2 separate regions of the Mus musculus genome follow, and region 2 is linked to region 1. Evidence: chromatin contacts called from ENCODE Hi-C data. All regions are on one chromosome and are shown on one strand. Each heading gives the region's core, a stretch centred on a gene start or an enhancer-like site at or near the end of the contact. The rest is flanking DNA. Distances are from core to core; before and after follow the strand shown.

What was found. Hi-C counts contacts between places; a loop is a spot of excess contacts on that map.
Region 2: a map of left cerebral cortex shows a loop between it and region 1 (8-fold over the local background). The contact joins the promoter of Gata4 here to the promoter of Dleu2 in region 1. A Hi-C loop is called at or near these places in 5 of 37 maps with a recorded cell type or tissue (ES-E14, T-helper 2 cell and left cerebral cortex).

Annotation. Positions count from the first base shown.
Region 1 is chr14:61,680,394-61,685,199 of GRCm38, forward strand. Dleu2 (deleted in lymphocytic leukemia, 2) reads right to left here and starts at 1,980. Exons shown (of 7, transcript NR_028264.1): 1 at 1,717-1,980.
Region 2 is chr14:63,242,994-63,248,303 of GRCm38, forward strand. Gata4 (GATA binding protein 4) reads right to left here and starts at 2,278. Exons shown (of 7, transcript NM_008092.4): 1 at 2,158-2,278.

The DNA of each region.
Region 1 (4,806 bases), core at 730-3,229:
ATAACACCCCAACAAGCAATAACGTACTAGTGGCACATTTACACACTAGGGAAGAAAAGCACACGTTTTTGTTGTACTTTCTTGGAAGAAATTGGGTGATAAACATAAAATTCCCACCAGACCAGACTTTTGACACTAGATAAATATCACACATCCCTTCCTGTTACAGAATATAGTGCAGGGACTTTGCCAGCATTTAGTTTCCCCTTTTATCATTCTAATATGGGCATTCTATGTTGCAGGTGTCTAGGAGAGTCAGTAACCTACACCGAAAAGCCAGTTAATGGTCATGACAGTCCCCAAATTCTCCATTTACTCCGGGAAATGTTCCACTTTCACTGTTCTAAGTCTTCTCCTTACAACACAGATTCTAAGAACCAAGTATTTTTCTTTCCTAAGACTTTAAATTGTTGCTTCTTAGTAGAGATCTTTGCTATAATAGGGCGGACCGATCCTATCGAAGCGTATTTCCCCGCTCTTAACTCATCTACCTATAAATAGCGCCGCTCACCGAGCTGAGTCACCAAAACCCAGAGTTTACTCAAAATAGCTCTTAAGGACTGCTGGAATTGAGTCGCTCCAGTGGTGACAGATTGACCACACACCCATCAAGCTGGGCCACGGACCAGAGCCATAGAACTGGCTCCTAACCACCAGGCGCCCAGAGGGCTAGTCAGGCGAGTAAGACCCTAGTCGCTGGGATCTCGAAGTCTGGACTCAGGAACCAGCTAGTGGCCAGACTCCGCCTTGACGGAACAGAGTCCTCCCCGCCCTTTTGGAGCTGGGAGCCGCGGGGGGCCCGGCACCCGGCACCGCCCTCGCCCACTGCTCACACAATGGGGCGCGTCGAGGGGCGGCCCGGCTTGAGCTTCAGACCTAGCCCTCATTGCCTAACTCCCGGTTGTTGCCAAAGCACCTGATGACCTCAGACTATTGCCCACCCTCAGGAGGGTGCAGAAGCTTGGGAGCAGCAGCCCTGGGGGGGGTGGGGGGGGGGAGAAAACGGAAGTGCCACCCCCTGCAGGCAGGGTGGTGACGTCACCCTACCGCCAGCCTGTAGCGGGGGTGGTTGCCCATCACGTGATCCACGCCCCTCAGAATCCCGCGCGCGCGCTCCCTCCCCCCCCTTTTCAACTAGACTCCCACCTCTCCCGCCTCCTCTCCCCAACTTTCGCCCTCCCTGCTCCCTCACCGCTGTCAACAGCGCCAGCTCCGCCCTCCCCAACGGCGAAGCAGCGGGCTCCTGAGTTCAGGTCCTTGCTCCCTGAGCGCAGGGTGCCCCCCTCCCACCCTGTCCCCAAATTTAGGCGCTCAGGGTGCGTGGGCCTCGGGGGTGCAGTGGCGGCGGCGACAATTCTCCACTCATTCCTCCCACCGTGGACCAGGCGGACTCTGCAGGTCTGCGTTCAAAGGGGACCGAGAGACGCGCACGGCCTCCGGGGAGCCCCCTCCTCTCACCCTGCGGCCCGCCTGCTCTGCCAGCTCCGTCTCCCGTGGGGGCCACGCGCAGATCTCCTCCTGGAGCCCCTCACTCTCTTCGCTCCGTGCACGCCGGGGTTACAGCTTTGCTTTTTTTTTTTTTTTTTCCTTCTGTCGCTGCTGCTCCTCGTTCTATTTCCTTACCGCCCCCCGCCCCCGCCCCGGTTCCCTTCTAAAAGTGGAGGCTGGAGGAGGGAGAAAAGCAGCCTAGAGTCGAAAGGGGCGGTGCGCACTGACCTGTCAGCGACGGAGGAAGACCCCCGGTCTGGGCGAGCTCTCCAGCCAGTGGGGGCACTGGAGCGCAGGGCTCGAGCGGAGCGGCGGCTGCGCTCGACCAGGTGTCCCCTAGGCCGGTCTGCGCCGCCCCCTCCCTCGGCGCCGCGCTCTCCGCCCCAACATCGGGGACCAGGGAACCCCCCAGCTCGATTTTTTGTGCAGTTTCAGCAAAGCTCCGAGGAAGTTGGTCCTTTTGTTCCACTATTTATAGATTGCGTCAACATTGCGAAAAGAAGAAGGCGGAGCGGTGGCCCCTCCCCCGCCCCTCGGCCCGCTCCCAGGAGAGAAAAGCCCCAGCACACGACCTAAGTACACAGCGCGCCAGCCGCCCGCCCCCGGGCCTCCTGCTCGCCACTTCCCCCTCCCCCCGCCCGGGCCCGAGCGCTGCCAACCCCGTCACGTGCCCTCTCGGGAAAACCAGCTCCCCGGGGCTGTGCGCCGCCCGCCTGGTTCCGTGGCAGCGGCCTCCGCCCTGCGGCGCTCCCCTGCTCCTGGCTGGGGTCGCCGGCCCGGGTGGTGTGCACGACCTGGGGACCCGCACTCTGACCACTCGACGGGGGGTGGGGGGGGGGAATTTCTCCCGGACCCGAGCCTTGCGCGCGGAGTGGCCCCGAGCGTGCCGTTCGCTCGCTCGCTCGGGCGTCTCTACCTCCCTCCGTCTCTGGGAGCGCCACCGCCCTACTTGCAGAGAGCGCGCGCGTTTGGGCCTCGCTTTGGAGCCCACGGCCTGGACAAGTCCCTGTGCCCCCTACGTGCGGCGGCTCCCGCAGGCGTCCGCTTGCTAGGCCTCGCTCCCCCGGCCAACGGGCGTGAGGGGTGCGGGGGTGGCTCGCAGCAGCTCCCAGGCAAAAGCGCTGGGCGCGGGAAGCGCGGGGCGGACGCTCTGGATCCGCAGGTGCAGCTAGCTTCACGCTAGCTTCCTTCTCGCTTTCCCAGCTGCTTAAAGCCCCAGGCATTTGCGCATCCGACTCCTTGACAAGGGAACGCGGTTCTTGAGGACTTACTCTTTGGTTACAGGAGTGATTGGGGCAAACCATTACAAGTTGCCTTTAAACCCCGAGGACGAAGTGATAGGCCCCTCCAAACCCCGAAGTGAAACTGAGCGCCCTGCTGGCCTAAAGCCTAGGCGGAGGGCTCAGTGTAAACAAAAAGTGCGATAAACACCAAAGGAAGGCCTTACAATTAAGGCAAACTAAGTGGTTAGTCTAAGCGTGATTAACTTCTGTAGCTTCTAGTCCCTTTCCTAAGTAATTGATTTCAGAACGCAGTTTTACTTTTCAGGATCAGAACATAATAAGTTAGCTACCAGATCACTGATTCAGGAAAACAGGCTGAGCTCGGATGAGAACAGGAAACGCATCGGACTTTCCCAGCAACTGGAGAGGGGTAAACAGTCTAGAAGAACTCCCCCCATCCCACTCCCCCGCCCCAAGTTCGGACCACCACCACGCCTCAGCACGGGCACCTACCTACTGTGAGGGGCTTGGAAGTTAGGTATAAGGGTGGGTCCAAACCTGGTAGAGCTTTTCCAAGAGTCAGATGGGGGAGGAAATAGATTTGCCTAGAGTTGAGAAACCTTTCCAGATTTAGGCCCGCTTGCTTTCGCTCTCTCTATTTCTATTTCTTTTCTTTCTTTCTTTCTTTTTTTTAAAGGAGAAACTTTAGATTCTAAAGCTTAGAACGTGCCTTCCAAGTTTGCTATGTGTGTGCTTGCTAAAAGAAGGAAGTGAGACAATATAAAGTGAACTTTTGCAGCACTCGCTTCCTTTCTAAAGTTTGGAGCTGCAGGCCTGATAGGCTTTGGTCGCCCACACCTGGCGGTGTGCAGAGCCTAGGGCGGGACCTCAATCTTCCCCATCCTCTGCAATTTATCCAAAGGCCCTAGCTACTCACCTCCCGGTCCTTGTACCCTTCATTACTCAGCATTTGGAAAACAAACCTCTTATGAATGCAAATTCGTTTCTTTGACACTTTGGTTGCAGCAATAGCTACAAATCACGTTTCTTTGCATTTAGTAAACAAGTCAGGGCCTCCTGGTCCTTCCCACTCTTGCAAGGGTCAGAGTTTGTCAAGGCATGGTCATGGTTGCCTTACCCCGTCCTCCGACTAAGGCTCAGCGGCACAGCTATTTTGTTAAGACACCGGCTTTCCGCCCCCACTTTGTTCTTTCACGGTCTTCCTAGCCGCGGAGAGGAGGGAAGGGAATCAAAACGAAACCACTTCAGGCGCATCAGTCACAGCCACTTCCCTAAGGGCAGCGGTGGCAGACCTAAGTGTAGGGTCGCAAACATTGGCCGAGATGGGGGTGGGGGTGGGGGGAGCTGTTCCCGAAGGAAGCCCAGGAGTTGCCAGGATCTGTCCTAGGTTGCGAAGGGTCCCCCTCCCCCCAAACTCCCATCTCCGGAAAAGTGCATATGGATAGTACATCAATCTTGCATGGAGAGTTTGGTCTGGGTCTCGAAGTTGAAGACTGAGACCCTGCAGAAGTAAAGGAGTGTGACACGAACGAGTTTGGCTTCTAGTGGCAGATGTCTTAGCAGGGTCTCAGGCAGGAACGCAGGCGAGGGTGCGCAAAGGCCTCTTGGGACTCGAGGCCCACGGAATTCTTGCCCGGCTGAAACTGGATAAGCATCCCGCCCACACGCAAATAACCAAAGTTCTATACAATTTAAAAGACTTCACGAAACTAGTGGTATCCCTCTTCCCTCATAGGAGTCATTGCAGTGACAAAGGCGGCCTCCGGCAGGTTTCAAAGAGACGGGTGGGCCGACTTTAGCAGTTCAGGGAAGGCATCTTACGAGGTGAAGGTAACCAAACACAACTGGGGCGCTCAGGAATGGCAGCTGGTGTCAATCTAGTCAGCTAAAACGTGTCCTCGCTTCCCCTTCTTCCCCCACAGAGAAACAACACTGACTTGAAACAGCTTCCACCCTCACCCCACCCCCATACTTTCTTTACCACACACTTTATTCTGTTTAGTAACACCTTTGTTGCAGCAGTATCTGTAGGTCTGGGCAAGTGTGAGAAAGACCTGCAGGGTCTCGGGGAGTT
Region 2 (5,310 bases), core at 1,028-3,527, 1.6 Mb after region 1:
GTATTATAATGCAATACACACAAAACATTCATGACCAGATCTTAGAAGCCTTAGGCACACACATGATTCAACAGCCATGAATGCAGATCTCCAGGTTACACCACAAGAGAGTACCTGGGATGTAATTTATACTTACGATAAATCATCATCTTTATTACTGTAAAATTCTGGAATTGGGCATTTAGTATATGCACTAATGTTTCCCCCATCTTTGCATCATCTCTAGCAACAAGGAAATCATGACAAAGTGTGCGGTCACACGGTGACTGATAAATTGTTTTATATTTACTTCTTCAAAATGTGCAATAAACTACCAGCTTGGTGGTTGAATATTTCCTTCTAGCAATACAATAAACTGTCGGCTTAGTGGTTGGACATTTCCTCCTAGCAAATTTGGCTGGAGGATGGATACAAGAAACTTGACCTAAGATCACCAACTTTTCCCTTTAAAAAGAAAGGCATAAAGTTTTAAACTTTCTGGAAATCTCTGGACTCCGATAAGCAACTATGCAGATTTACATTGATTAAAAAAAAAATCCACCATTCAATTTTTAAGTCAAGTAGTTGTCCTAATTAATTACACTTTCTATAATGTCAACTCAGGAAGTTATTTTTTTAAGGTAATACACGTTTTCTTTTCTTGACTAACAGCAGTTAAAAGAAGAGATTTAGAATTCTGTAATCTAACTTACAGTATACGTGTGGTGTTAATGTGCAAGCCTGAAAAACTGCAAGCACTAAATCCGTTTGGGATCGCAGGCTTGTGGGCAGAAGCTCTCTGAAGTTTCAAATGAGTGATGCTTTAACCTGATGTTGAATTTCTAGAACAATAGAAGGTGGAGAAGATATCCCTCTTTTCTGGAAAGGCCAGAAACCATTCTCCTGGGTGGATTCTTGCCTATCTATGATCTGGGGCCCAGTAACCTCCATCTTTTCACTTAAGTCTAGTCCGGCCTGGCCTAGACTTTTCTCTCTCTTTCAAATCACCCTACAACGTTCATCCCAAGTTCCCCAACAGAAAGAAAATTATTTCTCTTTTCAGGATTTAGTCCACAGCTTTTCTGGAACCTGTTTTTGAGAGTCAGAAAATACACCGCGCTGGAATGTGTCTTTTTACAGGTCTTTCCTTTAGGCTCCCGCGGGTCTCTCCGGTCCCCGCCACACTGAGAATGGTCACTAACCAACTTATACACTAACCCTCCGTAATCTCCCCAGGTAACCTTTCTTTCTTCTAATGTCCGAAGCGTCCTTCCTGGCTGCCTTCCTTTTCCAAAGGTACAGGAAATAAATTCCCGAGGTGCTTCCCAGCAGCGCGGCCTTATTTCCCCGGATCCTTTACTGCCTCGGGTCCCTCACTATCCTCTTCCTTTCAACCGAAAAGCCCCTCTTTCCTTCCACCTGGTGAAAGTTCATCACCCAGACATCTCTTCCCCAAGAGTAACAACTGCCAACTCTCCCGGGTCACATCCAAGCGATAGAATACGTGAATCAGGGGAGCTTGAGCCGACTACCCAAGACTATCCCTGATTTCCGCCGGGGTTTTGGCCCTGGGTCGCTTTCTCCCCGAAAGCGGTGTATGTGGGTAGTATTCAGCAGTGCATAACACACACAATTCCTGAGCCCTAGAGGAGTTTGAGGAGGTTGGACAGAAAGCAGAAGAGATCCGCAAGTTTCCGAGCCTATCTCCAAGGGCCTCCAGCCCTCCCCCAGGTCCCAGGGCTGCCTGCCACTGCCACTCTGCACTCCCTGCGTGGCAGGCTGGAGACACTATCCTATCTGCACCCCAAAGTGTGGGCTATGCGGCCTGTCCAGGGTCAGTCGGTCAGAGAGATTACACGGGCCCTGGCCAGTGGGATGGAAGGCAGAGTTGGAGAATCTGCAAACAGGACGGATTAAAAGGATTCATGTTCCCTCCCAAACAATCCAAACGCACCTCTCCAGCACCCATCAGTTTTTGCTGCTAATCAGTCTCACTTGATTTAATAGTCCTCGCTAGGCCAAAGTCAAAAGCGGAGCAGTTTTTAGCCAATCTGGGGGCACTGGAGTGACCGGCGTCTCCTTTCCCAGCTACCTACCTCCCTATTCCAGGCAAACTAGGGCGGCGGACTTGTGAGTTTCTCCTGCCCCGGAAAAGAGCAGGGACTCGGGGAACCCTACCTGGCCAGCTCCAGTTTCCCAGAAAACCGGCGCGATCTCCGTGAGTCCGCGGAGCTGCAACTGCGGCTGAGCCTCGGGCGGCCACTCTGCGGGCCTCCGGCTTGTCCCCTGCTCCCGGCGCGGTTCCCCGGGCCCCCGCGTAGCGATCGCCTGCGCTGACTGGCCTAAGGGAGTCACGTGCAAGGGCGGGGGCGGGGGAGCCCGGACCCGGCAGCACCTCCGCCCGGCGCCCGCCCGCAGGACTCTTCCCAAAGCTCCCCCAACAGGCAAAGTCCATGCGCGCGGAACTCTCGGGGAAGGAAAGCACTCAGTGCCGGGCGCTCCGTTCTGCCCTCAGTGCAGCCCGACGTCCTTGCGGTTTGCTGCTCTGCCAAGGATCGTGTTTATTCTCCTTCTCTTTCCTCCCTACTCTCAGTGGTCCACGTCCAGCGCCCTGTTCAAGGGGCGGGGCTGGTAGAGGAGAAGGTGACCTCGCACACTGGGCTCATGGTCGCCGGTGGGGCACTGGGTCACCCGGGATGCCTTGCTAGCCTCAGATCTACGGGGCCCTTGAAGTGAGCTCGGGAGAGGGTCAGGAGGCACTAAAACCTGAACTGGCCCTTAAGGTCAGTGCCTAGAGACGCAAGCGCTCTTTTCTCCTTCCCACGAGCCGGTGGAGACTGCAAGGCGCCGAGAACCTCCACCAGCCCAGGAGTTTATGTATTTATACAAAACGCGCACCCCTCGCCGCCGACACTTCTTCCCACTCCTGCGGTCTCCCGTCCCTTCTCATCACTCCCTGTAGCCCTCACCGACTGGGGTCCAATCAAAAGGATGAAGTGGGGGTGGGGAGCCTGGTCTCTAACCTTAGAGCCCATTCAAGGACTGTAGTTCCTTCCCTAGGGTGGGGGTAGGGAGGGTGCCAGACCTTAGTTTGGAGTCGGCGTCAGTGCCTGTAGGCCCTGGCGCAGTGGAGCTGTGAGGGGAGAGTCCCTCAGACAGGTCTAAAGGTTAATAGAGCAATCACAGGGCCCTATTACCGCGTAAAAATAACCCATCGATTACCACAGCCTTCAGCTGCAGATAACAGCTCTCTGGTGGCTCTCGCGCTTTGGGCTAAACTTTTTTTTTTCTTCTTTTAAGCCCTCATTTCTCTCCCCGGCACCGGTTTCCAATACAAGATTAGAGGGGTCAGGAGAGGGCTGGAATACCACCTGGTAAGAACCCTGTGCAGCCCGAGAAGGCTCGGGATGGCACCGGCTCCCGCAGTTCGAGGACTGACTGCAGATTGCTATTGCTATTGCCCCGCCAGTGCAAAAGCAACCCAGGCGCTAGGAACAGGCTGGGACGCCGAGCCAATTGAAAGGGAAAACCCGTGGGACTTTGGCCAACCCGTGGGGATCTCAGGAAAATCCCAGAGGAAGGACTGAGCACGGCTGCGCCGGGGGAATTCTCTTTTCCAAACCGAAGGGGCCCGAGGTCCAGAGCGGCTCTAGAGGAGAGAAAACTGAGGCCCGTCAGGGGTGCTGAGCTGCCCGCACTCTGGCTTGATTTACCGAAGTAGCCCCGGGTGCCGCCAGTTTGAGCCCTTGGGCGCCCCGGAAGCTGGGGCCCCATGATTAGGGTCCCTTCTCCAGCCCCCCCCCCCAATCCTAAACAATGCCAGTCAGAATCAGGGCCTGCAGGTTCGAGATCTGGTAAAGTTTTAGGGATGGTATTCTGAGGATTTCAGAGGCCATCGCTGAGCATCAAGGAACCCTCCCACAACATCTCCTCTGAGACTCTCGGATGAATGCAGAGAATGGCGTGGCCCTTGCTTTATTTTACAAGAAACCCTCAACTACCTGGTGAGCAGAAGAGAAACGAAGCCAAAGGCCCACAGCCCAAGCCAACGAGGCGTGTCTGTCTCTCTGTCTCTCTCTCTCCTCTCCCCCTTTCTCTCCCTCTATCCCTCCCTCTCCCTCTCTCTCCCTCCCTTCCTCCTCCCCCTCCCCCCCCCCTCTCTCTTTCTCTGACTTGTGTGCCTTAGATCTCAGATTTGCCTCACTGTAGTGTCCCTCATAGACCAAAATGCGCTAAGCTCCGGGGCCAAACCTAGCGTTCCTGGTTTTGTTACCCATGAAGTCTGAAGCTCGGGGCTTAAGTGTCTGGGGGAACAGCCATGTGTGATACGCCTCTGTGTCGCCAAGGTCTCCAACAGCTGCCAGGCGACATTCTCCTTGTGTCTTAGCCATCCCCACCTCTACCCACCCAACAGCCTTCCTGAAAACCAAGTTCTAACGGTTTAAAGGAGGGTACCCCAGATAGTCTGGGGATACTTTGCTCAGTGCGATTGAGAGACTCAGTGAAGTCTCTTAGGGAATCGGGTGATCCTTCGCTCTTGCTAAGATCAGCCAAAGACCATCCCAGACCGCTTTTCCTTTCCAGGAGTCTCCAGGCATCTCCCGCTGAGCTGACTGCTGCGAGCGGGAGGCCCGAGACAGATCTCTGACTCTGAAGGCGCCTGGGACAGAGACATTTGTTTCAGCTTCCTGTGACTTAACCCCCACACTTTGGGTCCCACACAACAAATTTTTCCCGGTGTGTGGGCTGAGAGTCAAACCAGACGCGTTTCTTGGGCGCTTTTGGTTTTTTCTTCATTCCCTCCCTCCTTCCTCCCCTTGCCTCCGGTCCTTCAGTTGCTCCCTTCCTCTGCTGGAACCAGAACTAGGCGACCTCTGTGCGTTGCCAGGAGCGGGGAGCATTTCAAGGCCTTGCTGGCTGGAGATGGAGGGGGGTTATCGGCTCCTCTCAGACTAGGGAGGCCAAAGAGAGGAGGGGGGCTGGGCAACGCTGAGGATCAGACTTGGCTATTTTTAAGGACTATGTCACTAGGATGGGGTGGGGGTGGCTCAACCCGGCTCACGTTCCCCTTTCTACTTTCCTTTCCCATGGTCTCTGGGCAGAGGCGGCAGGCTCACCTTCAACCTTCTTAGATCTTTTTGCTCAGAGTGAAGGTGGAGAGTCTAATGATCCAGCCTTAAGTCTGTAGCTTTCCGTAATAAGACTGATTTAGGTGAGCCGTATTCCTAAATAATCTTTGCAGCACAAAAGAATACATTTTATTTCTTGTTTCACGAAGGATTCTGAGACTTAAGCTGGCCTCTTAGCTAGCAGAAACGAAACTGTAGGATG